Linked DNA regions of Homo sapiens: region 2 is linked to region 1. The links are chromatin loops, found by intact Hi-C in ENCODE. Cell type or tissue: Caco-2. All regions are shown on one strand.

The links. Hi-C counts contacts between places; a loop is a spot of excess contacts. Peaks named below come from ENCODE experiments on the same cell type or tissue, not always from the same donor. Only the 100,000 strongest peaks of a DNase experiment are listed, where the experiment ranks them.
Region 2: a loop joins it to region 1, with 2.8 times the contacts of the local background. A loop is called at or near these places in 2 of 110 quality-filtered maps.

What each region holds. Positions count from the first base shown.
Region 1 is chr4:61,555,013-61,557,512 of GRCh38, reverse strand. The region is part of intron 4 of ADGRL3 (adhesion G protein-coupled receptor L3); the gene reads right to left. Among named protein-coding and RNA genes, the nearest start is that of ADGRL3, 360 kb to the right of the region's middle. In Caco-2, no CTCF peak of the experiment used is centred here; DNase peaks (open chromatin) are centred at 1,042 and 1,532.
Region 2 is chr4:61,203,450-61,205,949 of GRCh38, reverse strand. The region is part of intron 1 of ADGRL3 (adhesion G protein-coupled receptor L3); the gene reads right to left. The region is part of intron 2 of LOC124900173; the gene reads right to left. Among named protein-coding and RNA genes, the nearest start is that of ADGRL3, 4.4 kb to the right of the region's middle. In Caco-2, no CTCF peak of the experiment used is centred here; no DNase peak of the experiment used is centred here.

The DNA.
Region 1 (2,500 bases):
TACACATTGATAATAAATGGGTTATAGACTTTTACTGCTTTATTTTTACTAAAACTACATAGTGAGTCTATGGATTCCAGCAATTCCTGGTGCCTGAGGTCTGTGAATCAATGATGTATTTGTAATAAAAACAACTGAACCATCCATCTATTATAGGTTCATAAAGGAAATTTGTTTTAGATTATATGTTTGTATGAGTGTTCCTGCTATTTAAGGATGAAGTATTCTAATGTGTATTTCTGTGAAGAATCATTTTAAACTGATAGCACATTAAAAATCATTAAGGCAAACATTGCCTTAATTTAGGCCATAATCATTATTGAATTATGACTAAATATTTCTAAGAAGAAAATTTTATAAACTTTTCACCTGAAAAAAAATAATTTAGAGACTGATCTCTCTCCCATCATCTTTTATCTTACCTCTGATTTGTTTACCAGTGTTGAAACTACTGGCTTTATCTTGCTGTAGATTAGAAAATGCAAACTGAAGGCTTTCTGGTAAATTCCACACTTAGACATGCTTTAATTGGCCCAGACATTCTTGTGCTGAAGAGAGTCTAAAATACAAATTAGTGTCCATATGTCTAAAACTCAGGGGACTTATAAAAATTCAGAGTCTAATCTTCTTTTAAAAAGAAGGGCCTGTGTTAACACACTGTAAAAACTGGAGGTGAGCAACATCTACCCCTCCAAAGTGGGCACCCACCATTGAACTTGACACAACCTCAATAACTCCTTCAAATCCTTGTCACCGGGGTTAAGTACCTATTGCCTTTTATCATTTTACATCCAGCTGCTTTAATCATTTATCTTTACTTTTTCATATTATCTTCTGGCCCAGTAAGCAAAGCATCTGTGTTTGTTGAGTCCAGCTTTAGTAGGTATTTGGCCACACCTTTAATTTCAAGTCAGAAAGGCCCTTCCCTACTGCAAATTGTTGTCCATAGTGCAGGGAGAGTGACTCTTTTGAAACAGTGAAGTCAAATCATGTTTCTGCTATGTTCAAAGCCCTCTCATTTTCTGCAGGTCCAAAGTCCTTACTCTGCCCTAACACCTCCCACCTCCATGACTCTGCTCCCTCCCTGCTGCTCTCCCCCGGCTCATTCTGCCTTAGTGGCACCAGATCTCCTTGCTGTTCCTCAAACTCCTGTCTCACAGCCTTTTGTACTCCTTGTTCCTTCTGCCAGTGTTCTTTCCCTAGATATGCCATTGCTCAGAAGTCACTTTTTCACTGAGATCTCCTCTGACTATATTCTTTATATTTGCAAACTCCCAATAGATCAACAATCCCATTCTTTCTTCCCCACCTTGTTTTTCTCCACTGCACATAAAAATATAGGTATGGCATATTTTTAACAATATTTTCATACTTCTATTCTCTCTCTGCTCCTGTCAGAGGCGTGTGAACCAGAGCAAATCCATCTTGAATAGGAGCTGGACAAATAAGGCTGAGACCCACTGGGCTGCATTCCCAGATGACTAAGGCATTCTAAGTCACAGGATGAGATAAGAGGACAGCACAAGATACAGGTCATAAAGACCTTGCTGATAAAACAGGTTGTAGTAAAGAAGCCGGCTAAATCCTAGCAAAACCAAGCTAGCCACAAGAGTGACCTCTGGTTGTCCTCACTGCTTCACTCCCACCAGCGCAGTGATAGTTTACAGATGCCATGGCAACATCAGGAAGTTACCCTATATGGTCTAAAAAGGGGAGGCATGAATAATCCACCCCTTGTTTAGCATATAATCAAAAAATAACCATAAAAATGGGCAACCAACAGCCTTCAGGGCTGCTTTGTCTATGGAGTAGCCATTCTCTCATTCCTTTACTTTCCTAATAAACTTGTTTTCACTTTACAGACTCGCCCTGAGATCCAAGATCCCTCTCGGGGTCTGGATTGGAACCCCTTTCCTGCAACACTCCCACTAAAATGCCTTCCCATGAGGGCAGGCTATTTTGTCTGTTACTTATCCCCATCTGGCTGCTGTGTTCTCAGCATCTAGAACAGCTCTGAGAGCATAGTGTGCATTCATTTAATATTTACTGAAACAGAAGTAGAATGAATACAATTCTGGCTTTATTTTCTAAAGAGCCTCATGTGTTATTTGCACTCACAAAGAGAAACATTTCTGCTATCTTTTAGGTGGGAGATAAACAGCTAAGGTATATAATAAGGTAAAATTAAAATAGGTCTATACAAATTGGAAGAAATTTATCTTAATGAACCTTTAATAATATTCTAAAGTATATGAAGGGGATCAAAATATGCCATCCCCAAATATTCCACTTTGGCATAAGGATTATTTTGAGCTGAAGGCAATTAAGAAACCAGCAAACACAGAAGGAGCTCTCTCTGCTTTCCTCTTTTCTGCCTAAAAGCTGGGCATAAATTTCACTTTTGTAAGATAAATTAATATTCGTAAAGGAAATTTACATGGGTAAAGGTGTTCTCTCCCATACCAAGAAGAAGAAAATGAGACAGCTCTTACTACCAGAG
Region 2 (2,500 bases), 350 kb after region 1:
TATGCAGCAGTAGAATTAATTTTATTGGACCATGCTGACACTCAGATCAGAGTAATGACATTCAAGATTTGGGGAAAAACTTGCACACCTTAGATGCATAAATGCTATTTACAAGCATGCTCACGCTACATTCTCACAATGTATTACAATGAATGAAAAATCTGGATTTTTCTCTCCATTGATCAACAACTCCCTAGCCTTCACCCTACCCTACCCGACAAAACACAGAAAGATAACCAAGGAAAAATGTCAGGAGGACCTTACTCATACTTGCAAGTTTTACTTTTTATTTAATTATAAAATTGGTTATTCTATGAAGAAATGCATTCGCATGAAATAAGAAGACATAAATATAATAATCTAAGTGTAAATATGTCCTGTGGGCAAACAAATAATAAATTACAATACAGCTGTATTCTTTAGGGTTCCTCCCAAAGTGAGCAAATGCATATTTTGAATATAATGCAAATCTAGGAAAGAGAAGGCAAAATAGCCATTTGCAAAACTTAAGGACAGATCATCCTTTTTAAATTCCAACTACTCTAGCCATTCACACCATGCTAAATTAAGGCTGCACAGCATTTCTTAAAATCACTGTTTGATCCTAAATATGAAAATCGCAATCAGTTTTCCTTGCTGATTTCTGGGCCAAAACTCCCCACTTCTAACAGTAACTGTCACTTCTACTTGGCAGTCCTTTTCAAAGAGAGTTTCAACCAACACTTAAAGTGGTCCAAATCCAATCTGAAAAACAATTCAGTTTTGCATCATATTATTTGACTAACTTCAATCCTCATGACTTTATAGTCTTTTTAATCTACTATTTATGATTTCCTTGGCTATAGCTCACAAAGGAATCAATGGTAAATCAAATCCATAAAAAAAATCTGCCTTTCCTAATTAGTAGAAACAATGCCAGCCACAGTAGCTGCAGCCAGTAAGTGCCATACTTGCTATTATTCCCTGTGGAAAAGAGTATTTAAATCTGCAAAATGTTAAGAAGATCATGATTAAGAAAATCATTTCTGAAAGACTTTCCATTCATATTTTTGAGGAGCACTCTCAGTCTGAAGGATAATCACACCAAGCAACCAAAAATGAGACATCAAAAGCATTTACCCATCAGGCAAATCACATACTGGCTTATCACTCTTCAGGCCGGGGATGCCTGATGCAGCCTAACATCTCTATCTAAAAAAAAAAATTAATAGTTCATATAAAACTTTGAGTTAATCATTCCTCCTACCCTGATTTTGTAGAAATAGTCTAGTCAACCATATACACAAATAGATCAGGTTACTGAATACTTAGTGATAAGGAAGAGCTATGGAATGGCATTCAAATACTCTGACACATTCACCTTCAGCTAAAGACAGCACAATACACTGACACACACAGTTCTAATGACATCAGGACCTGTGGAATGTATGACTGCTAGGGAACACATGCTGCTAGGAAACAAAGAACAGATCTGATCAAATCTTATAATGTAAGGACTGGGAATCATTGTGATTAGATCTTGGAAAATGGGAGGACAAGTATTCTTTAATCCTCAGAAATATTTGCAAGTATAAAGACTTTAATACGTATCATCTAGAAATGAAACAAATACGTGAAGCTAGATTCTCATGAATTAAATCAAAATTTTCTAAGTTTTCTATTAGGGTGATGGCCATTAGCAATATCTCTCATAAAAATATAACTTAAAGTCAGGCATCAGTGATTCAGTGTCTTTTGCAATCTATGCTTTTTCAAGAGGTCAAGGTCTTTAAAAAATAATGAAGATATCCAGAAATTATTGTACCTAAAAATAAAGTACACTGTTCCATTAACAGCCCTATACTTTTTAAAACAAAATAGAGCACAAGTATTTGCAACAAACACCAAAGCAGTCAGAGCTAATCTAGACCTAAGGAATTTAATACATTTTAATTATTGAAAGTAAAAAGCAGTTTCACTTGCAAAAGTAACACTTTATAAACTGTGTTTATCTATGTACAGTCTTTACCCTTGCTTTGGTTACAAAAAAAAAAAGATTGGGTGAAACAAAGCTGAGAGATAATTCAACACACAAATATCCTCTTAACTCCTATACAAATTATCTGGTATCCTATTTTGGTGATTATAAAAGAGCTGAGAATTCTATCCTATTTGTAATCCACATGCAGATAAATTGGGCGCCAGAAGTCCAGATCATTTAGAATCATTACAGATGGAAAAATATACAAAAGAAATCTTACCAAACTCTGTTTATTCTCATAGGGAAATATAGGAAAGTCTCCAAATGAAAAAGTGCTAAAGAAGTGTTTCTTTGCAGATTCTACGATGACATTCTTTAACTAGTGATGAAAGCCCATATGACACTAAAATTAGCAGACTGCCTATTTACTTCAGAGCAAAACACAGAAGGCAATTTTTCCTTCCTGCCAGAGTCTATGCGTCTCCTCATTTCCCCAGCAGCTGGCTGGAAGGATGTAAAATCAGAGGTGCAAGAAGCCTT